2 separate regions of the Homo sapiens genome follow, and region 2 is linked to region 1. The links are chromatin contacts, found by Hi-C or POLR2A ChIA-PET in ENCODE. All regions are on one chromosome and are shown on one strand. Each heading gives the region's core, a stretch centred on a gene start or an enhancer-like site at or near the end of the contact. The rest is flanking DNA. Distances are from core to core; before and after follow the strand shown.

Evidence for each region. Hi-C counts contacts between places; a loop is a spot of excess contacts on that map. ChIA-PET counts read pairs that join two places held with the same protein, here RNA polymerase II (POLR2A). Pooled maps may share reads with other maps.
Region 2: a pooled map shows a loop between it and region 1 (8-fold over the local background). The contact joins the promoter of DRG2 here to the promoter of RASD1 in region 1. A Hi-C loop is called at or near these places in 7 of 50 pooled maps. POLR2A ChIA-PET finds 5 or more read pairs at or near these places in 2 of 52 experiments (H1 and PC-9).

What each region holds. Positions count from the first base shown.
Region 1 is chr17:17,492,967-17,499,094 of GRCh38, reverse strand. RASD1 (ras related dexamethasone induced 1) reads left to right here and starts at 2,700. Exons shown (of 2, transcript NM_016084.5): 1 at 2,700-3,199; 2 at 3,411-4,658. The coding sequence starts at 2,914. The coding sequence ends at 3,970. MED9 (mediator complex subunit 9) reads right to left here. Exons shown (of 2, transcript NM_018019.3): 2 at 5,874-6,128. RefSeq lists silencers at 1,980-2,209, 2,260-2,389, 2,550-2,769.
Region 2 is chr17:18,084,103-18,090,230 of GRCh38, reverse strand. It overlaps DRG2 (developmentally regulated GTP binding protein 2), which reads right to left and starts at 2,283. Exons shown (of 13, transcript NM_001388.5): 1 at 2,144-2,283. The coding sequence starts at 2,207. RefSeq lists enhancers at 1,399-1,898, 1,856-1,905, 1,956-2,275, 1,899-2,400, 2,466-2,625.

The DNA.
Region 1 (6,128 bases), core at 1,451-3,950:
CTCTGTGGGACTCCGGGATCCACGGGGCGGATGGTTCTGTGAGTTGCGAGTTGTTCCTGTTTGTCTTCCAGCCCCCAGTCCTCCCCGGCCACTCTGATTAGCCAGCCTAGGGTAGGGCCTGGCATAAAGTCACACAGGCAAACCCCAGAAGAAGGAAAAAGGGCACCTGCATGAACAAAGAGCTGGGTGGCAGAGGCTGCACCGGGGTAAGACTTCCTTCATGCAGTTGGGAGTCCGCCCATGTGGGGACATCAGGAGATGCCACCCCACAGAATTGGTGGCTAGGCTGTCCTGGGTGTGGCCGAGAGAGGCCTGATCCCAGTGCTTCTTTCATTCTGGTCCTTTCTGAAATGGCTTGGGTTTTTAAAAAACCATGAGCATTTATTACTTTTGTAATAAAAGGAAAGAGATGCCCTTTTAAAAGAAAAGACGAGGGCGGAAACAAGGAAGTTGGCTTGCTGCTTGAGGAGTAAAGTCCCAGAGGCCACCTCCTTGACAGGAGGCGCTCTGGGGCATTCAGAATGGGAATGGCAGGTGGGCCTGGGTCTTCACAACCCAGCATCCGTAGGGCAGACGGCCATGCACAGATGGTACCAGGAATCACTGTGGCTGAGGACACAGGCTAGATCAGTGCCTGCCAGTGTCATGTTCCTGATTTAAGGGGCCAGCCTGGACACTGACCAGGGGAGAGCTGGGCTGTGATCCTTGACCCTCGGGCCCTCCACTCATATCAAATGGACCCTCTTGGGACTAGAGCCCCAGGAGGCAATGGCTGTGTGGGGTCCACCTTCACTATAGCCCTGGCCATCAGTCATCCCAAGTTAGAGCCCGGCTGCCCATGCAGTGCCGCTGTGGGAGGCACAGGAAGGCGGTGCTCAGTCTGAAGGTGGTTCAGGTCCGTACCTTAACTGAGCCCCCCCATGTACCCTCAACTGGCTCCTTTATGCAGTGAACACCCTGCACCACTGCAGCCCTATATCCAGGGCTGCGACTCAGTTCCTTCTCCCCTTCTCCCAGACTCTGGCAGACATACCTCAGATGGGGGCAGGAACCAAGAATGGCGGGGCTCCAGCCCCAGCTAGCCTGTCGGATAACTGCTGCATAAGTGACACCAGGAATCAGAGCCAGGCCAGGGCCACTGATGAGCCCTTGGATGCTCACTGTGTGATGCGTGCATTTGAAATATCTGACAGTAAGAGTGAGGCCTGGGAGAGATGCAGGGACTCTGAGGATGGGGGCCAAGCTGGGCTGAGAAACAAGTTAGTGGTGTCCTGCAGCAGCCCCTACAGCAAGTGCCAGCGTGGGAGGGAGGTGGGTAGGCATGGGGTGGGTGGTATGGCACTCACAGCACTGCCTGCAGACCACCACCTGACAGCTGGGCCGGTGGTGCCAGCTAATGGCTCCCTAGTTTTCTCGTAAGTCAGACGTGGCCAAAGCAAAACACTGAGCACACAGGTTGCCTTGAGGAGCAGTGACTGCCTCAAGAGCTCAGGGCTGAGGAGCTGGCTCCAGACAGCCTGTTGCCAATGTTCAGCAACATCACCCCACTCCTGGTTACTGATCGACCTGGTGTGCTCTTGAGAGTACCCCCACCAGGCCTCATGGGTCAATACTACTGTTATTGTTGCTATTGTTATTACCAGGCCCCGCCCTCCTAAAGCATTTGCATATTTTCATCCTTAATCACAGAACCAGAATCAGTATCTTCCAGAAGAGAAAACTGAGGCCCAGGAGAAAGCAAGAGGCTGTGCTGTGCTCCCAGGGCCTTCCTGGCTCGCTGTGGCTTTGAGCTCCAGGTCTCTCAGCTAGACAATGAGAACGTCGGCCCACGCGCGGCACAGTAAAAGCCCAAAATGCTATGATGGACGGGGTGGGCCGCTGGCTGCAGAGCCCTCCATACCACAGAGCATCTCTGGCTGGGAGAAAGGAGCAGGCTGAGGCCTGCAGCAGAGCGCGGGGTTGGGGACCGCTCCTGTTGGGCCCCAGCAAGGCGCCCTGAGACCCCTGCTCCATCCCTGCCGCTCCCCACCCGCCTGCTCCTAGCCTCTGTTCTAGCTCTGCCCGCGGCGGCCACAGCCTCCCCGAGCCGCCGGCCGGGCCCTCTGCTGCCCTCTGGCGGCCCGAGCGCGCGGTGCCGAGCTCCGCGCCTGAGGCCCTGAAACCCCGCGTCCGCCCGGCGGTCGCCTCCCGGGAACAAGAGCCCGGCTGGGGACCGGAGCGGAAGGGGGCTGGGGCTGGGGCTGTGCTCTGAGGACTGCAATATACGGTCCGCGCAAGCACTCAGCAAACGCTGCTGCGCTTACTGGGTTACTTACTAGATTCCTATTCTCTGGGGAAACTGAGAACCAAAGAAAATAAGTGTACGCGCGCGGGAGGTGCAGGAATGGGGGTCCTTGCCCGAAGTCGCAGAGGGACAGGGGCACCGCCGGGACCAGAACCCCGACGCCCCTGCGGCCGCCGAGCCCGCGGCAGTGGAAAAGCGGAGTCCGAGCGCCTCCAGCCTCAGCCCGACCCTGGACTGCTCCCCCCAGCCCCCGCGCCCAGAGAGCAGGAGCCCGGCAGCGGGTGACGAGGTCGCCGGGACTGGGAGCCGGTGCGGGGGAGGCGGGCCCCGCGGGGCGTGACGCACCGAGCTGGGAGGGCCGGGGCGGGGCAGCCGAGCAGGCTGCATATAAGGGCGGCGGCCGGGCGCCAAAGCCAGAGCAAGCGGCCTGTGCCCAGATCCTGGGAGAACCCCAGCCGAGCCCAGCCTAGCCCGAGCCCAGCCCGAGCGGAGCCGGAGCCCCAAGCCCGAGCCGCGCCCAGCCCGAGCAGAGCCCTCCAGCCGCTCACCCCGCGTGCCACCCCAGCGACCCTCAGCCGCTCTCTGCCCTTCTCTCGGCCCCGCGCCCGCCCTCGCGGCCCCTCTGCCCAATGAAACTGGCCGCGATGATCAAGAAGATGTGCCCGAGCGACTCGGAGCTGAGTATCCCGGCCAAGAACTGCTATCGCATGGTCATCCTCGGCTCGTCCAAGGTGGGCAAGACGGCCATCGTGTCGCGCTTCCTCACCGGCCGCTTCGAGGACGCCTACACGCCTACCATCGAGGACTTCCACCGCAAGTTCTACTCCATCCGCGGCGAGGTCTACCAGCTCGACATCCTCGACACGTCCGGCAACCACCCGTTCCCCGCCATGCGGCGCCTCTCCATCCTCACAGGTGAGCCGGGGGCCGGGCAGGTGCGGGAGGGAAGGGCGGGGAACCCTCGGCCAGGGCGCCCCGCGAGCGCCGGTCCGGCTGCCGCGCGCCGAGTAGTGCGCTTCGCGCTTAGAGAGGCTAGCGCGCCCCGCGCGGCCTCAAAGTCAGCCCGACTTGTCCCCTGGGCGGCCACCCTCACCTTCTCCTTTTCTGCTCTCTGTGCCCCCTCTAGGAGACGTTTTCATCCTGGTGTTCAGTCTGGACAACCGCGACTCCTTCGAGGAGGTGCAGCGGCTCAGGCAGCAGATCCTCGACACCAAGTCTTGCCTCAAGAACAAAACCAAGGAGAACGTGGACGTGCCCCTGGTCATCTGCGGCAACAAGGGTGACCGCGACTTCTACCGCGAGGTGGACCAGCGCGAGATCGAGCAGCTGGTGGGCGACGACCCCCAGCGCTGCGCCTACTTCGAGATCTCGGCCAAGAAGAACAGCAGCCTGGACCAGATGTTCCGCGCGCTCTTCGCCATGGCCAAGCTGCCCAGCGAGATGAGCCCAGACCTGCACCGCAAGGTCTCGGTGCAGTACTGCGACGTGCTGCACAAGAAGGCGCTGCGGAACAAGAAGCTGCTGCGGGCCGGCAGCGGCGGCGGCGGCGGCGACCCGGGCGACGCCTTTGGCATCGTGGCACCCTTCGCGCGCCGGCCCAGCGTACACAGCGACCTCATGTACATCCGCGAGAAGGCCAGCGCCGGCAGCCAGGCCAAGGACAAGGAGCGCTGCGTCATCAGCTAGGAGCCCCGCCGCGCTGGCGACACAACCTAAGGAGGACCTTTTTGTTAAGTCAAATCCAACGGCCCGGTGCGCCCCAGGCCGGGAGCGCGCGCGGACTGGCGTCTCCCCTCCCGGCGATCCGCCCCCAGCACTGGGGAGGCGCCACTGAACCGAGAAGGGACGGTCATCTGCTCCGGAAGGAAAGAGAACGGGCCAAGACTGGGACTATTCCCCACCCCCGGTCCCCCATTGAGGCCCGCCACCCCCATAACTTTGGGAGCGAGGGCCCAGCCGAGGGTGGATTTATCTTCTCAAAGACCTAAGAGTGAGCGCGGGGTGGGGGAGGGATGTGAAGTTATCCAGCCTCTGCTAGGCTTCAAGAAACCGTCATGCCCGCTTGAGGGTCAGGACCCACGGGGCATTATCTTGTCTGTGATTCCGGGTTGCTGTGACAGCCGGTAGAGCCTCTGCCCTCCCAAAACTAAGCGGGGGGGCGTGGGTCAAATCATAGCCAAGTGACTTGTTTACATGTGAGTGAAACTGCACAAAGGAACACAAAACAAAACTTGCACTTTAACGGTAGTTCCGGTGTCAACATGGACACGAACAAAACCTTACCCAGGTGTTTATACTGTGTGTGTCTGAGGTCTTTAAAGTTATTGCTTTATTTGGTTTTTTAATATACAATAAAATAATTTAAAATGGAAAACCGGTTTTTTTTTTTTTTTTTTTGCTTTTAGAGATGGCTGGAGTGGGGAAGGGTGGGGAGAAGGAAAGGGCTGGGCTTTGACTTAGGTGGAACTAGAACTTACCTTCCCCAGAACTGGAAAATAACCCTGGCCTTCTGAAGGCAGCTTCAGCTGCCAGAAAAGCCCCAGATGCCTGGGGCATCTATGTAGGGGATGGTTCCCTAGAAAACCGGGAAGAATATAAAGGATTTCAGGGTCCCCCCTGGAGATGAACTCTTTCTAGCCATCCACCCGCTTAATTTTCTTTGGGTTAGATGACAAAAGGCCTCATTTTCTGAGAGAATGTTCTGAATTCTTCAGCGTAAAAGCCACTGGAACTGTGCCTAACCATTTTGTCACCAGACTCAGTGTGGGCCCAGGCAAACTTTCGGACTGTTGGAGGCATCAGTCAGGCCCTGGGGAAAGAGCCTGAGACCCCATCTGGAAACAGGACCATCCTGGCGCGCCCCCACCACCCGCTCACTCCAGGGTGCCACCCTGTCTGGAAACAGCTAACTCCTCAGCCTCTGCTCCCCTCTAGCTCCAGGAAGTGCTCCTGGCCAGGTGTAGAGCCCCATCCCCCTTCAGCCTTGCTGTCTCCGTCTCATGGCTAAGGCACCCCAGAACACCAATCTCTCTGCCACTAGTACTGCAAACCTGTTGGTGGGTGACACCTGCCAAGCCTCTAATTCTTCACCCCGGGAAGAGAGAACACCCTCGGCATGGGCTCACTGTGGGGATTAAGTGTGATGTTTGAAAAGTACTTAGCATAAATGCCGGCCACCCAGTAATCCAAGTAATTGGTGGCTTTCAGAGGACGCTCAGCCCTGTGAGAGACACTCAAAATTGTCCTAGAAGGATTTCAACCCTGCTCTGGTGAGGGCGGCTCCCCACAGGACTGAACCTCCTCGAGTCACCAAAAGGCACCCCCCACCTCCCCCCTCCAAAAATAAAAGGCAACTAAGGACAGCCCAGGGATGACCCGCCAGGCAAACTGCCCTTGAGGCCAGCCGGGAGAGGAGTTCCTGTTCCACACTGGTTCAGCGGGTGTGTGTGCTGGGGCGGGTGTGTGTGCTGGGGCGGAGGGAGTGAGGAGCAGAGGTGTGGTTGTGTCTGAAGAGACTGAGAGAAACATTTTCCTCTCAACTATCTGAGAGCCATCCCACTATGAATTTCTCAGTACAAAAAGCATTATGTCCTGAGACAGCAGAGCATAAGTCCTTTTAATTATGTGTTTGAAAAATGTCACAAGTCAAAAAAGGAACACAAGGCAGGCTCCGGCTCCCTCCACCCCCGTGAGGAGCCCTTGTCCATTTCAGCCTTGCACTCAGAAAGACCCCGGGGGTCTTGTAGTTCCACGTGCTTCATGTTTCGTGGTATCTGTCAGAGCCTTAAAACAGGCCCACCCACTACTGTGAAATTTCAAGGAAATAACTGATTCAGTTAAATAA
Region 2 (6,128 bases), core at 1,034-3,533, 590 kb before region 1:
AACAGAGCAAGACTGTCTCAAAAAAAAAAAAAAAAAAAAAAAAGGATTCAGTGTCAGTCAGGTACACATGGCCCTTCCTGTCATCCCAGCTCCTAAAATTCTGAGCATCTCTGAAGGGAGGGACTAGGTCTTAATCACCTTTATATCTCCTTTGTCTACTACTGCCAAAGTGGCAGCATCTCTAGCCTCCCTGTGACTTTCCTTGGGTCTTATGGGTAATATGGAATATTACAGCAGCCAGAGGGAACTTTCAAGACAGAAGTCAGAATAGCCCCTCCCCTGCTTAACACCCTGCACCAGCTCCCACTGCCTTAGAACACAACCCAGAGTCTTTCCCATGACCTATGGCTCTGCATGATCAACCCCCTCCTGTCCCATCACTGCACCCCAGCCCCAGTCCTGTTGACCTGTAAACAGCCAAGTTTGTTCCTGCCTCAGGGCCTTTGCACTAGCTGCTCTTTCTGCCAGGAACCCTCTTCCCCCAGATGTTTGCGTGACCGGTTCCTTCTTTTCAATCAGGTCTTAGTTCAAATGCCCCATCCTCATGGTGGTCTTCTCTATCACTCCACCTAAGCAGACCCAATCCCCAGTCCCTCCCCACCCCCAATATTCTGCTGTATCACCCTGGTTTGTCTTCATAGCACATATTGCTGGCTGACATTATCTTATTTATTTGATTTCTAGTTTTCAGACCGTCAACTAGAAGATCAGATCCAAGGGCTGGGATATGCCTGCTGTGTTCACTGCTTTAACCACAGTGCCTAGCACATAGTAAAGGCTCAGGAAAGATCGGCCAGGCACGGTGGCTCATGCCTGTAATCCCAGCACTTTGGGAGGCCGAGGCGGGTGGATCACCTGAGGTCAGGAGTTTGAGACCAGCCTGGACGACATGGCAAAACCCCCTCTCTACTAAAAAAATACAAAAATTAGCCGGGTGTGGTGGCACGTGCCTGTAATCCCAGCTATTTGGAGGCTGAGGCAGGAGAATCGCTTGAACCTGGGAGGCAGAGGTTGCAGTGAGCCCAGATGGCACCACTGCACTCTAGCCTGGGTGACAGAACAAGACTGTCTCAAACAAACAAACAAAAAAGATTTACAGAAGGAATGAGTCATAGAGGGCCCTCAACTCCTTGGCCTTCAAACCTAAATGGAACCAAGGGAGGGCAGACACTGGGACCAGCTATCTAGTGTTGCTTGCTTCCTGCTCCCACAAGCCTGAATGGCTAGCCACTAGCCTGGCCAATTGCATCTCCCATTACTCTTCCATAACCCCCTTCTGATCTAGATTGTTCTCACTGTCCCATGAACATACCATGCTCACTCCCATGTCTTTGTCTCAGCAGTGGCCCCCACCTGGGATACCCTTCCAACAACCAGCTCAAGTCCCACTTTGTCCTGGTGTCATCGTTCTCTCCTCACCTCTCTTCTGTGAGCTCCTCCAGCCCTTACATTCTAAAGTCCAGATTTGAGGCTTCATTATGTATTATCTATGTTGGGGTGTTTACTTTAAATACTGAGTGCTCACCATGTGCCCAGTGCTTTGTAAAGGCCATCTAATTTAACTCAGCTGTGTACTAAGATGGAGCAGGGGAGTATTACCCCATTTACAGATGAGGACACTGAGACTCCAAGAAATGAAGTGACTTTCCAATGTTTTACAGAAGGTACGTGGTGGACCTGGGGCTCAAACCCAGGCCTTCCAGACTCCAGAGTCCTGATTCCCTTGCTCCAATGGGCTCTCAGCTGCTGGGTGAGGCTGTTCCTGAGAGGTCTCCTCTTGCACTTCCCAAAACAACAGAGTAGACCCAGGCCCCAGGCCCAGCCATCAGGAGACTGAGGTTTGAACCCCAGCTCCGCCTCTCTCTGGGTCAGATGCTTGCTCTGTGAGCTGGGACTACTCTACTCGGGCACACGGTCTGGGACTGACCAGATCTCTTGGGGTACGTTTGCAGTCAGACCTGGGCGTGAGACCCGCTCCCGCCTGGCCCTGCCTTGGGCGCGCAGGGCGGCCTCGGCACTTGTCTGGCAACTTCTCCGCGGCCTCGGATCTTGCCCCAGCATTACTGCTGGAGTTGTTCCCCCATTTTACAGACAGGAAAACTGAGGCAGGCAGAAAGGAAGGCCCCGCCCGGCCGGCCCTCACCCTTGTTCTTCTGTGTCCGAGCGATCTCCTTCTCGATCTCCGAGATCTTCTCTAAGATCCCCATGGTAGCAGCAGAGGTGGGCGCACAGACAGCGGTGGCGGCGGCACCGGCAATTCCGGTCTGACGGCGGCGACAGAGTAGCGTGCGCCCGGAAGCCAAAGAGAACAGCGTTCTCGTGGGCGCCTGGTGCTCCAGGATTCAGAGTCCGGGCGAGCCAAGTGCCAGACACTATCGGTTCCGCCCGCTGGGCCGGCCAGGCTGCGGACCTCTGGAAAGAGCCGGGGCGGGGCCGGGCCATGCTGTACTGGCCCACGGCTGCGGCTGGCAGGAGCAAGCAAGGAAGAGAGGGAATCTGCCCGTGTTGAACTCTGAACTGCGGGTCCCTGAGCGCAGCTGACTGGCAGTGTAAGGAAAAGGGGCTGAGCCGAAAGCCTAGTGGCTTTCATTTTATACTATAAATGGAGGTGTCCAATCTTTTGGCTTCTCTGGGCCACATTGGAAGAATTGTCTTGGGCCACACGTAAAATACACCAACACTAACGATAGCTGATGAGCTTAAAAAAAAATCGCCAAAAAAACCCTCAATGTTTTGGCCGGGCGCGGTGGCTCACGCCTGTAATCCCAGCACTTTGGAAGGCCGAGACGGGCGGATCACCTGAGGTTGGGAGTTCGAGACCAGCCTGACCAACATGGAGAAACCCATGTCTACTAAAAATACAAAATTAGCCGGGCGTGGTGGCGCGCGCCTATAATCCCAGCTACTGGGAAGGCTGAGGCAGGAGAATTGCTTGAACCCGGGAGGCGGAGGTTGCGGTGAGTGGAGATTGCGCGCCATTGCACTCCAGCCTGGGCAACAAGAGCGAAACTCCATCTCAAAAAACAAACAAACAAAAAACCTCAGTTTTTTTTTCTTTGTTTTAGTTTTGTTTTTTTGAGACGGAGTCTCACTTTGTCATCCAGGCTGTAGTTCAGTGGTGTGATCTTGGCTCACCGCAACCTCCGACTCCTGGGTTCAAGTGATTCTCCTGCCTCAGCCTCCCAAGTAGTTGGGATTACAGGCGCGTGCCACCACACTCGGCTAATTTTTGTATTTTTAGTAGAGACGAGGTTTCACCATGTTGGCCAGGCTGGTCACGAACTCCTGACCTCAAGTGATCTGCCTGCCTCAGCCTCACAAAGTGCTGGGATTACAGGCGTGAGCCGCTGTGCCCTGCCTAAATTTCATAATGTTTTAAGAAAGTTTACGAATTTGTGTTTGGCCACATTCAAAGTGGTCCTGGGCCACATGTGGCTGCAGACCTCAGGTGGGACAAGCTTGAAGAGGTTCAAAATGGATCCCCAAGATGCTGCCACTGCACTCCAGCATGGGCAACAGAGCGAGAACCTGTCTCAAGAAAAAAAAAGTGGATCCCCATACCACCTTTTTTTTTTTTTTTTTTTTTTTGAGACAGGGTCTCACTTGATCACCCAGGCTGGTGTGCAGTGGCGTGATCACAGCTCACTGCAGCCTCGACCTCCCAGGCTCAGGTGATCCTCCCTCCTCAGTCTGGGAGAAAATCAGCCACCGCGCCTGGCTGATTTTTGTATTATGTTGTAGAGATGGAGTTTCACCATTGTTGCCCAGTCTGGTCTTGAACTTCTGAGCTCAAGGAATCTGCCAGCCTTGGCCTCCCAGAGTTCTGAGATTACAGGCATGAGCCACTGCACCTGCCCCCCATACCACCTTAACGCAGTACTCCAACTCAGGATCACCTACCATCAGATGCCTCCTGATACGAAGCAGTGTAAAGTAGACAGCATCTCGTGACATTTTTTCTTAGACAGGCTCTCCCTCTATTGCCTAGGCTAGAGTGCAGTGGCGTGACTACAGCTCACTGCAACCTCAACCTTCCAGGCTCAAGTGATCCTCCCACCTCAGCCTCCTGAGTAATTGTGACTATAGGCCCGAACCATCATGCCTGGCTAATTAAAAAAAATTTTTTTTTGTAGAGATGGGGTTTCACTATGTTGCCCAGGCTGCTCCTGAACTCCTGGTCTCAAGCAGTCCTCCCACCTCGGCCTCCCAAGGTGCTAGGATTACAGGCATGAGCCACCTCATCTGGCTGACAGCATCTCTTATGTAGAATTCTTGCCAAAAATACTGTAACTGAGTTTAGGCATGAGGAAACATCAGATAAATGTAGAAAGTGGAACATTTTATAAGGCAATTGGCCTTGGTTCATCAAAATTGTCAATGACAGTGGCCAGGGGGTAAGTAGGGAGATTGTTCTAAATGAAAAAATGTTACGTGTGTGGAACTTGTCCAGATTCTGGTTGAAATTTTTATTTTATTTAAATTTATATATTTTTTTCTTTTTTTTTTTTTTTGAGACGGAGTCTCTCTCTGTTGCCCAGGCTGGAGTGCAGTGGCGCGATCTTGGCTCACTGCAAGCTCCATCTCCCGGGTTCACGCCATTCTCCTGCCTCAGCCTCCCGAGTAGCTGGGACTACAGGCGCCCGCCACCACACCCGGCTAATTTTTTGTATTTTTAGTAGAGACGGGGTTTCACCGTGCTAGCCAGGATGGTGTCGATCTCCTGACCTCGTGATCCGTCCGCCTTGGCCTCCCAAAGTGCTGGGATTACAGGCGTGAGCCACCGCGCCTGGCTATCTTTTTTTCTTTTTTTGAGACGCAGTCTCACTCCGTCGCCCAGGCTGGAGTGCAGTGGCACAATCTCGGCTCACTGCAAACCTCCGCCTCCCGGGTTCGAGCGATTCTCCTGCCTCAGCCTCCTGAGTTGCTGGGACTACAGGCGCCTGCCACCATGCCCGGCTAATTTTTTGTATTTTTAGTAGAGATGGGGTTTCACCATGTTAGCCAGGATGGTCTCAATCTCCTGACCTCGTGATCCGCCCGCCTCGGCCTCCCAAAGTGCTGGGATTACAGGCTATTTTTCTTTTTTTAGAGATGGGGTGTCTCTCTATCACCCAGGCTGGAGTGTAGTGTTATGATCATGGCTGACTGCAGCCTTGAACTCCTGGGCTCAAGTGATCCTCCAGCCTCAACCTCCCAAGTAGCTAGGACTACAGGCACATGCTACCATGGCCAGTTAATTCTGGTTGAAAAATTTAAAAGCACCTATAAAAAGACATTCTGGGCCAGGCGCAGAGGCTCACACCTGTAATCCTATCATTTTGGGAGGCCCAGGTGGGTGGATCACCTGAGGTCAGGAGTTCAAGACCAGCCTGGCCAATATGGCGAAACCCCATCTCTATTAAAAGTACAAAATTAGAGGCCGGGTGCAGTGGCTCACGCCTGTAATCCCAGCACTTTGGGAGGCCAAGGCGGGTGGATCACGAGGTCAGGAGATCGAGACCATCCTGGCTAACACGGTGAAACCCCATCTCTACCAAAAATACAAAAAATTAGCTGGGCGTGGTGGCGCACGCCTGTAGTCCCAGCTACTTGGGGGGCTGAGGCAGGAGAATCGCTTGAACCCGGGAGGCAGAGGTTGCAATGAGCCAAGATTGTGCCACTGCATTCCAGCCTGTGCAATAAGAGAGAAACTCCATCTCAAAAAAAAAAAAAAAAAAAGACATTCCAAGCTGGGTGTGGTGGTGTGTACCTGTAGTCCTGATTACTGAGAAGGCTGAGGCAAGAGGATCACGTGAGCCCAGAAGGTAAAGGCTGCAGTGAGCCATAATCACACCACTGCACACCAGCCTGGGCCATAGAGTGAGATGCTGTCTCTAAAATAAATTAAATAAATAAACAAAAATTTTGAATAAATAGAAAACATTCTGAGGACAATTTGGAAGAAATCTAACTACGAATTGGATATTGAATATTCTGGAGCTTACCAATTTTCTTGGTGTGATGATGTAAGCGAATGTCTTTATTCTTAGCAGATGTACATGCAGTATTTAGGGGTTGTCTTAGTCGGCTCAGGCTGCCATAGAATACCATGGACTTGGGCCAGGCGCGGTGGCTCACGCCTTTAATCC